Linked DNA regions of Homo sapiens: region 1 is linked to region 2. A link is an interaction called in ENCODE POLR2A ChIA-PET data of the cell type or tissue named here. Cell type or tissue: GM12878. All regions are shown on one strand. Each heading gives the region's core, and the rest is flanking DNA. Links, peaks and the distances in the headings are about the cores only.

The links. ChIA-PET counts read pairs that join two places held together with the same protein. Peaks named below come from ENCODE experiments on the same cell type or tissue, not always from the same donor. Only the 100,000 strongest peaks of a DNase experiment are listed, where the experiment ranks them.
Region 1: POLR2A ChIA-PET joins it to region 2 with 5 read pairs; 10 of 35 experiments call an interaction of 5 or more read pairs at or near these places.

Annotation. Positions count from the first base shown.
Region 1 is chr12:56,474,562-56,479,937 of GRCh38, reverse strand. SPRYD4 (SPRY domain containing 4) reads right to left here. Exons shown (of 2, transcript NM_207344.4): 2 at 230-5,376. It overlaps GLS2 (glutaminase 2), which reads left to right. Exons shown (of 18, transcript NM_013267.4): 3 at 37-158; 4 at 757-886; 5 at 1,676-1,755; 6 at 1,842-2,005; 7 at 2,220-2,278; 8 at 3,961-3,993; 9 at 4,256-4,314; 10 at 4,828-4,894; 11 at 5,042-5,092; 12 at 5,218-5,376. Among named protein-coding and RNA genes, the nearest start is that of SPRYD4, 8.7 kb to the right of the region's middle. In GM12878, for the core only: no CTCF peak of the experiment used is centred there; no DNase peak of the experiment used is centred there.
Region 2 is chr12:56,579,278-56,584,653 of GRCh38, reverse strand. RBMS2 (RNA binding motif single stranded interacting protein 2) reads right to left here. Exons shown (of 14, transcript NM_002898.4): 6 at 3,391-3,470; 7 at 3,146-3,255; 8 at 2,775-2,821; 9 at 2,502-2,595. Among named protein-coding and RNA genes, the nearest start is that of BAZ2A, 48 kb to the left of the region's middle. RefSeq lists an enhancer at 2,459-2,508. In GM12878, for the core only: no CTCF peak of the experiment used is centred there; a DNase peak (open chromatin) is centred at 2,703.

The sequences.
Region 1 (5,376 bases), core at 218-5,217, 100 kb after region 2:
GTAGCTGACCTTTCTGGCCTCTTCTTTCCTCTAAAGGCACTAAAGGCCACTGGACTGCAGACATCAGATCCTCGGCTCCGAGACTGCATGAGCGAGATGCACCGCGTGGTCCAAGAGTCCAGTAGTGGTGGCCTCTTGGACCGAGATCTCTTCCGAAAGTGAGGGCCCCAGAAACAAGGGCACTGCTCTCTGAAAACTGTCCTGTGGACATAGACTCTCAGAGCAGGGAGGAATTTGGGAATTGTATAGTTCAATTCCTCATTTTATTTTATTACTTATTACATAAGTTATACATGAATACTCATCATAAGAGTTCAAACAATATAGAAATACATGTTCTCCTTTCCCTCCCTACTCAATCCCTGTCCTCTTTTCCCAGAAGTAAATATTAGCAGATTAGTGGGTATCTTCTAGATAATGTCCTATGTACTGACATACATACATGAATATATATAAATATACTTTTATGATTTAGGATTTTTTAAATATCAAGGTAACATACATACATATTATTCTGGTATTTATTTTTTTTCTCATATCCCAAGACATAGTGTCTTTCCACATCATTAAAACCCCTCATTTTAGAGGTACGGAAACTAAGACCTAGAAAGGTAAACTGATTTGCCAAAGGTAACAGAGCTGTTGATCCCAAACCTGAAGACCACTCAACCTTCTTTATTCCCAATTTCCGTGGCTCCAGAGTGAGTCCCAGCTGCATTTCTCTAGCCCCCTAATCCAATCGTGTCTGGGATCCAGGTGTGTGAGCAGCAACATTGTGCTCCTGACCCAGGCATTCCGAAAGAAGTTTGTCATTCCTGATTTTGAGGAGTTCACGGGCCATGTGGATCGCATCTTTGAGGATGTCAAAGAGCTCACTGGAGGCAAAGTGAGAGTCAGGGGACTAAGGGAGGGGTCAGGGACCTGGGCCAGATTTTTTTTTTTTTTTTTTTTCCTGAGACAGAGTTTTGCTCTGTCACCCGGGCTGGAGTGCAATGGTGCAATCTCAGCTCACTGCAACCTCCACCTCCCAGGTTCAAGCGATTCTCCTGTCTCAGCCTCCCGAGTAGCTGGCATACACCACCATGCCCGACTAATTTTTGTATTTTTAGTAGAGATGGGGTTTTGCCATATTGGCCAGGCTGGTCTCGAACTCCTGATCTCAAGTGATCCACCCACCTCGGCCTCCCAAAGTGCTGGGATTACAGGCATGAGCCACCACACCTAGATATACCTCGCTTCTCAGAGATTTCCTGGGGCTGGGAGTCCTATGAATGAGAGATGAGAAGCAGAACTTCTGTAAATGGTGACATGGCTTCATGTGTTTCTATACACGATTCCTAGAGCAGGTGAGGGAATCAAGATCGAATAGAGCCTTCAAAGGGATTTATAGGGTAACTGAGCCTAAGAACCAAAAGGGGAAGGTTGCCTCAGAATTCTCCTTTTTTAACTTCCATTGGCTTTACTGCTATCTCTACAGGATTGCGGATACACAAAGATATGGCCTTCTAGGACTTAAGGCTCGGGCATTTCTGGGAGCAACAGGCAGGAGGGAACCCCTCTGCCCTATAGAAGACAGAATTTTAGCTTTTATCTAAAAGATTCTCTTGACCCTCAACCTCAACTCTGTTCCTCTTCTCCACATCCATCTCCCTTTTCTCTACCCACTCATGTCCAGGTGGCAGCCTACATCCCTCAGCTGGCCAAGTCAAACCCAGACCTGTGGGGTGTCTCCCTGTGCACTGTGGATGGTCAACGGTGAGATGCTGGGCAAGAGGAAGGGGAGGCAGGGCACAGGTGCCGAACACAGGCCAACCCCTTTCATGGCATCTGTCTGCCTCCAGGCACTCTGTGGGCCACACAAAGATCCCCTTCTGCCTGCAGTCCTGTGTGAAGCCCCTCACCTATGCCATCTCCATAAGCACCCTAGGCACTGACTACGTGCACAAGTTTGTGGGCAAAGAGCCAAGTGGCCTGCGCTACAACAAGCTCTCCCTCAATGAGGAAGGTGAGCACTACCAAGGCTCAGACCGTACTTACAGCTGTCCCCTTCTCCTTATCCCCACCCCATCTCCCAGCCTTTTTTGTTTCTCTGCCCTTCCTGATTAGCCCTGTCATGCCTTTCTCCCTAGCAGTCTTTCTTGTCTAACCCACAAAGTGAGCGGGCTGTCAGGGAGGCTTTGTTCAGTGGCTAAGACTCTTGGTGGTTTGTATTTCCCCAGGAATCCCCCATAACCCCATGGTCAATGCTGGTGCCATTGTTGTCAGCTCCCTGATCAAGGTCAGTGCCACCTTAACCTTCTGATAGGTATTATCCTCTAAGCTCCTGTGTTCCTGTATCCCTCATATTTGTTCAGCTCTCCAGGGAGACTGGTGGGGCTCTGATTCCTTTGAGGGTCCCCAGAAGGCACATGAGGCACAGCAGGGACCCACATGTTATGCTGACAATGTCAGTATAAGAGACTGCACCACCTCCGTCATCCCCACTCAGTACTGTTCCCTGCCCCCACCCATGAGTCTAGAGCCTAGAGCTTTCTGACCCTTAGAGAAGTGAGCAGGTCCTGACCCCTGCCTAGGACCAAGGGCCAAATGCCAGAGACAAGGGGAGGACAGCACTATTGGGCACTGATTGGCCACTTCTGGGTGTGGGACACCTGCAGGCAAGGGTGAATGGCCAGGCCAGGGCAGTTATTCACGTCACCTGGAACTGTGAGTTGGCCTTGAACAGGGTGTCAGACTAGCCCATCAGCTGTAGGTCTCCCAGGGCTTGAGCAAGAACCTGGGAGCAGCTGGGCAGCAACACCCTGGAGCCAATCACAGCCCCTCCTGGGGAAGGTGGTGTTAGGAATCCTCCCCTCAGGGACTCAGGTATCAGAGTCCCTGTGGTATTGACTCTGTAGTTGACACATGAGTAAGCAATGAGTCTGGGTGAGGAAAAGAGGCTGAGTCTCTCCCCTTGTTCTGTGATGGCTCCATCTACAAACCTGTATCTGGGACCTGCCTCATCCCATTCCCATCTAAGTAGGACCTTTTTTAAAAAATATAGAGGCCAGGCGCGGTGGCTCACGCCTGTAATCCCAACACTTTGGGAGGCCGAGGTGGGCAAATCACGAGGTCAGGAGATCGAGACCATCCTGGCTAGCACGGTGAAACCCCGTCTCTACTAAAAATACAAAAAATTAGCCAGGCTTGGTGGTGGGCACCTGTGGTCCCAGCTGCTCGGGAGGCTAAGGCAGGAGAATGGTATGAACCCGGGAGGCGGAGCTTGCAGTTGAGCCGAGATCCTGCCACTGCACTCCAGCCTGGGCGACAGAGCAAGACTCCATCTCAAAAAAAAAAAAAAAAAAAAATTGAGGCAGGGTCTCTCCTATGTTGCCTAGGCTGGTCTCAAACCCCTGGTCTCAAGCGATCCTCCTGCCTCAGCCCCCCAAATTGCTGAGATTACAGGCATGAACCATCATGCTGGCCAATGGGATGGAGTAAAGCTCCAGCATGGGGTGTAAGGAATGGGGATGGAGATCAGGGATAGGGTGGGGCTAGGAGACAGGATTCGAGTCAGGAAAATGAACGTGGGAGTCAGGGATGAGGGTTTGGATTGAGAATGGAAGTGGGATGGCCCAGCAAGCTGGCTCATGCCTGTAATCCGAGCTACTTGGAGGCTGAAGTGGGAGGATCGCTTGAGCCTGGGAGGTCAAAGCTGCAGTGAGCCATGATCGTGCCACTGCACTCCAGCCTGGGTGACAAGGGTGACAAAGCAAGACTGTCTCAAAAAAAAGAAAGAGAAAGAGAGGAGCCAATGGAAGTGCGGTGTTTTCAGAAGGATAAAAAAAGGGCCATTATAAAATTGAACACATTTGCAGCAGCAGGACCAGACTAACACTAGAACTCCACTAGATCCTTCTGACCCTTCCCTCTGTCATCCTCCTACACTTAGAATGCTGACATCTCTCTCTTTCTCTGCAGATGGACTGTAACAAAGCAGAGAAGTTTGATTTTGTAAGTTCCCTTGCTACTTAGCCCCTGGCTGCATTTCGCCATGGCATGCTGTCCTCTCCAGCTGCCCCAGTGGCTCTCTAACCCCACTACCAGGTGCACCAGCCCATACTAGAAGCCTTATTTCCAGAAATGTGGAAATCTGCTGGCCTCAGAGAGGAAAGCCTCTTGACAAGACCTGAGTTCAGAAGGGCTAGTCAACCTGTGAGGTATTAATAGAGCTTCTTAACCAAGTGGAGCCTCAATGTCCCTTTTTCTCTTCCAGGTGTTGCAGTATCTCAACAAAATGGCTGGGAATGAATACATGGGTTTCAGCAATGCCACGTAAGTCCCTACTCAGAGGACTGACTGAAAGCATTGTGGTGTATGTGTGTGTACTTAGGATGGGGACAAGAGGAATGGGGGAGAGAGAATCTTAGGAGGAAGAAATCCCAGGGGAACTTTGGCCCTCCAGCTTCCTCTGAGTCCCTTCATAAACATTTGTTTATCTTGTAAAATAATTTGTTCCATTTCTAATTAGTACATAATGAGAGAGGCAGTGTGATGGTTTGTGCCTAAGCCCTTTCTTGCCAAGACTTTCAAAGCCAAAAACTTCACCAGTTTTCCTAGATGACTAGACAGTTTGGGGTGTTTGGTTTGGGTTTACTTTATAACAAAACTATGCTGAGTGTTTGCTCAGGTTCAGAAATTTCCTCTAATATTACTGTGAGAAGTTATAAAGGGGTTCATTTAGTTTGTGGTGTGATGTAGTTCTGTCTCTCCAGGGAAGGTAATTTTTCCCCTTCTCCCAACACCCACTCCTCCAACTTCAAGTACTAAATTGGGTGTTTGCTTCAGATTCCAGTCAGAGAAGGAAACAGGGGATCGGAATTATGCCATCGGCTATTATCTCAAGGAAAAGAAGGTAACCAGAAGAGGCCGGAAGAGAAAGTCCCTGGGAATTCTGCTGCTAGTGGAAGGGCAGTAGGGGTTGGGGGCTTCAGCTGAGACCCTGACAGTGTGAAAGGGCTGATGTCCTGAAGAGAAATGCTCTCCCCTCTCTTCCTTGCAGTGCTTTCCTAAGGGGGTGGACATGATGGCTGCCCTTGATCTCTACTTCCAGGTAAGAAAACACTGCTCAGGGCCGAGGGAACAGGACAGACTGTCCTTGCCCTTGCCCTTTCCCTACACCCGAGGGTCCCATGTGCAGGTTCACGTCACATCTTCACCTATTCTTTGTTTTCATAGCTGTGTTCTGTGGAGGTCACTTGTGAATCAGGCAGTGTCATGGCAGCCACCCTCGCCAACGGTGGGATCTGCCCCATCACAGGCGAGAGTGTGCTGAGTGCTGAAGCAGTGCGCAACACCCTCAGCCTCATGCATTCCTGCGGCATGTATGACTTCTCT
Region 2 (5,376 bases), core at 176-5,175:
ACCACCATGCCCGGCTAATTTTTTGTATTTTTAGTAGAGACGGCGTTTCACTGTGTTAGTCTGGATGGTCTCGATCTCCTGACCTTGTGATCCGCCCTCCTCGGCCTCCCAAAGTGCTGGGATTATAGGCGTGAGCCACCGTGCCTGGCCTCAAAAGTTATTTATAAAAGAAAAAGACAAATTTAACTATATAGAAATTTTAAACTTTTTTTTTTTTTTTTTGAGACATGGTCTTGCTCTGTTGCACAGGATGAAGTACAGTGGCGCGATCACAGCTCACTGAAACCTCAATCTCCGGGCTCAAGCAATTCTCCCACCTCAGCCTCCTGAGTTACTGGGATTACAGGCACGCACCACCTCACCTGGCTAATTTTTGTATTTTTTGTAGGGACAGGGGTTTTGCCATGTTGCCCAGGCTGGTCTCGAACTCCTGAGCTCAAGTGATCTGCCTGCCTCTGCCTCCCAAACTGCTGGGATTTCAGGCATGAGCCATCACACCTGGCCAAATTTTAAACTTTTATATGGCAAAAACTAGTGATTCCCACACTATGGTCCCTGGACCAGCAGCAGTGGCAGCAGCATCACCTGGGAACTTGTTGGACATGCAAATTCTTGCCTTCCACCCATCTTACTGAACCAGGAACTGGGTGTGGTGCCCAGCAATCCAGTTTTCAATAAGCTTTCCACATGATTCTGATACATCGCTAAAGTTTGAGGACCACAAATTCAACAGCCAAAAAATAAAATTGGAAAAAAATTTGTAACAAAGATAACATTTAGAAGATTAATACTTACATGGAGTTTTTATAAGTTGATGGGAAAAGAACAAATAACCAAATAGAAACATGGACAAAGCATATGAATAGCAATCAGAGAGAAGCCAATCAAACTATGACAAATGAAATGGTTAAATTCACCTATAGTAAGGGACATGCAAATTAAAATAACGATGTACTTTACATTCATCAAGACAGGAACAATTTTTTTGTTTTTTTTTTTGAGACAGAGTTTCACTCTTGTCGCCCAGGCTGGAGTGTAGTGGCGCGATCTCGGCTCACCACAACCTCTGCCTGCTGGGTTCAAGCAATTCTCTGGCCTCAGCCTCCCAAGTAGCTGGGATTACAGGCGCCCGCCACCATGCCCAGCTAATTTCTGTGTTTTTAGTAAAGACTAGGTTTCACCATGTTGGCCAGGCTGGTCTCGAACTCCTGACCTCAGGTGATCCACCTGCCTCGGCCTCCCAAAGTGCTGGGATTACAGGTATGAGCCACCGTGCCCAGCAAGACAGGAACAATTTTAAAAGAGCAGTAGCACCTATGCCTGGAAGGAAATGGGTACTTTCATACATGGCTGGTAGAAATGTGAGGTGACACAGCCTTTGTGGAAAGCAATCTGGCAACATCTATAAAACTGAAAATCCATATAGCATTCAACCTAGCAATCCACCTCCTGGGACTCTAGCCCCCAGAAATAGAAGCATTCATATATAAAAATATAGCACAAGGGTGTTTAGTGGAGCATTATTGATAGCAGCAAAAAAACGAATCTAAGTGAATGCCCCCATTGGGTATAGCTAAAGAATTCTGGCATATCTGCAGCATGAAATATAATGCAACCATTAAAAAAGATAAAATTAGAGCAGAGGATCTCAACATTAGCTGCAACAGAATCACCTGGAGGGCTTGTTAAAACCCAGATCACGGCTGGGCGTGGCGCAGCACTTTGGGAGGCCGAGGCGGGCGGATCACCTGAGGTCAGGAGTTTGAGACCAGTCTGGCCAACATGGTGAAACCCCGTCTCTACTAAAAAAAACAAAAATTAGCTGGGCGTGGTGGCGCATGCCTGTAATCCCAGGTACTCCAGAGGCTAAAACAGGAGAATCGCCTGAACCTAGGAGGCGGAGATTGCAGTGAGCCGAGATTGCACCACTGCATTCCAGCCTGGGCAACAGAGGGAGACGCCCTCTTAAAACAAACAAACAAACAAACAAAAGCCCAGATCACTGGGCCCCATCCTCAGAGTTTGTAATTCAGTAGATTTGGAGGGTAGTCCAAAATTTCTGTTTCTAAAAATTCTCAGATGATGCTGATGCTGCTTGTTCAGGGACCACACTTTGAGAATCACTGGTGTAGGATACTGTTAAGTGAGATGAGTGAATGTAAAAATATATTTAATCTGGTCCAATTTTTGTAAAATAAACAACTCCCCAAATGCTATACATATGTGTATTCATATGAAAAAATATGACAAATGCTACACAGTAGGACATTAACATGAGTTTACTTGTGGAGGTGGTGGAGGGGGAGTAAGAGGACACCATTAAAACTGTATACCATATATATGACCACATGCACAGATCATCTTTTACGCTGTTATGTAAAATTGTGTGTAATATGATTAAAAGGAAAAACAAAAAACAAGTAGTTCCTAGCCTTATATTACTTCACTTAAAGCACAGTAGTAGGGAAAACCACCACACCATTTTTCAGGCATGAACATACCTGATACGAAGACACAGGAGAGGAAAGGTATGGGGAGAGTGCAGACTGAGCAAGCATCCTGTTGGGGGTGATGTTATAGGGGGCTGGGTAAAACCTGTGGGAAGGAACCTCAATCAGTACTGAGTCACAGGAAACCACAAGGGAAGGGTCCCAACTGATAGGCACAGCCAACGTTCCCTTGACTTTCAAATAGAGAGAATCAAGATGAATCATTTGAGTGTCTGGACACAGGCCATTATCATTTTCAGGTGGCTTGATTATATAAAACCTTACCCATTCTGAAGAGCTGTGGTGGGGTCATAGGTCAAGGCCATGACGCCCTATAAAGAAAGAACACAGTGTTCACATTGTGAGCCCTTGAGTGAGAATAGGAGCTGGCCCAGAATGTCCAAGGCTGGGAATGTTTTGGTTTAACAAATTAAAGCCTAGACAAGTCCCACTACAGCTGTTTCAGAGTTTTTCTAATTGTGCAGGCCGCAAAGCCACACTCGAGAACAAACTGGCAGTATGTTCACAGCCAGCATTTCTCAATTACGTACTGTAGCTCTCAAGCTTTCCACCTAAGCTCACAGAAATCATGCCATGATCATTTCCGTTCCACTTTAATGTCGTTAGTACTCCTGTCTCCTCAGAGGTCCTCTTACCATGTCTGCATTCCTTGGCCAAGCCCGTCCATTTTGCACAAATTTTCCTTGGTTCTGTCGTTTCTTTGGCCCGCCATCAGCAAATTTGCAAAGCAAGGGATCGGATGGGGCTGCCGAGAGAGAAGGCAGATGGGCAGCTGAGTCCCACCTCATGTGGCCCAGGCACAGTCATGCAAAGCTGCTCCAGAATCTTCACTGGAAGTAACAACCTGTGGCCCTCTCAGCCTGAGCCCCAGATGCCTCACCTGGTACTCCAGGGGGTGTCTTAATATATTTTCCATTAAAGTGGGTGATGATGGCTTCACACTTCTCTGTGGACTCCATCCTAAGGAGCATAAGAGGGGTTAGGCTCTAGCTTCTCCAGGATCTGTGCTCTCCACACATTGAAAGAGAAAGCAAAGCTCTAAGTTCCCAGCCCCACAACTGCTCCAAATGTTATGACTACAGAAACACAGAGTGTCTGCCACACAAATTCAAGGTTCTTGAAGAGGTAACCCCAGCTTGTAATGAAGGTTCTTTCAACTGGTCCCTGTATGGGATCCTCATAGGAATAATGGCAGTCTTCAGACTATTAACATGGGCCCTCTCTTGTATCTGCCATATAAATAAGAATACAAGAAATAGAGGTTGTTACCATTATTTTTTATTAGAAAATTCTGAATGAAAATTGTTCCTTTAATTTGATAAAATTGTACAAGCTAAGAATTTGCCAATATTTATTTTTTGCTCCTTGTTGTAATTAAGGTCAAGGTCTAATTAGCTATTGATAATATCATTAATATTTCATGAATCTGTGGAAGGAAAAAGCAATAAGAAAGAGTTCATGGCCCATAGTGATAGAAAAAGGAATGTTGGAGTCTACTGAGTTAGTTTCTTGTTGGAGAAAGAGAAATAAGGAATCAGAAGACTGAGATTCCAGCACCACTTCGCCACCCAGAGCTCTGTGAGTTAGGACACTCACAAAAACCCTCTGATCCGCCGGGTGCGGTGGCTCACGCCTGTAATCCCAGCACTTTGGGAGGCTGAGGCAGGCAGATCACTTGAGGTCAGGAGTTTGAGGCCAGCCTGGACAACATGGAGAAACCCCATCTCTACTAAAAATACAAAAATTAGCCGGGAGTGGTGGCACTTGCCTGTAGTCCCAGCTACTCAGGAGGCAGAGGTGAGAGAATCGCTTGAACCTGGGAGGCAGAGGTTGTAGTGAGTCGAGATCACGCCATTGCACTCCAGCCTGGGCAACAGGGCGAGAATCTGTGTTAAAAAAAAAAAAAAAAAAAAGGCCAGGCTCAGTGGTTCACGCCTGTAATCCCAGCACTTTGGGAGGCTGAGGCGGGCGGATCACAAGGTCAGGAGATCAAGACCATCCTGGCCAACATGGTGAAACCCCGTCTCTACTAAAAATACAAAAAAAATTAGCTGAGTGTGGTGGTGCGTGCCAGTAGTCCCAGCTACTCGGGAGGCTGAGGGAGAAGAATTGCTTGAACCTGGGAAGCAGAGGCTGCAGTGAGCTGAGATCATGCCACTGCACTCCAGCCTAGGTGACAGAGCAAGACTCCGTCTCAAAAACAACAACAAAAAACAAAGCAAAACAAAAAAACCCCTCTGATCTACTCCTTATTTGTGCTTTAGAGATAACATCCATCTACCCTACCACATGGTGTTGTGTAGATCAAAGGAGATAATGTATATAAATGTGTTCTACAAATTATAAGGGACTATATAGAACAAGGAACAGTATTTTCACCTATTTCCATATTTAAATTAACTCAGTATATTTAATCTATTTCCCCATATTTAAAGTAAGACTCACATTTTCTGTGCCAATGACCACCAGAAATATGAACCATTCCTATAAAAGATTTTTTTTTTTTTTTTGAGACTGAGTCTTGCTCTGTCGCCCAGGCTGGAGTGCAGTGGCGCGATCTCGGCTCACTACAAGCTCTGCCTCCTGGGTTCACACCATTCTCCTGCCTCAGCCTCCCAAGTAAGCTGGGACTACAGGTGCCCGCCACCACACCCGGCTAATTTTTTTTGGTATTTTTAGTAGAGACGGGGTTTCACCCTGTTAGCCAGAATGGTCTCCATCTCCTGACCTCGTGATCCGCCCGCCTCATCCTCCCAAAGTGCTGGGATTACAGGCATGAGTCACCGCAACCAGCCAAAAGAAGATATTGTTAAAAGTCCTTAAATTGAGCCTTTTAGAGAAAACCACACATTAGGTATCGTAGAGC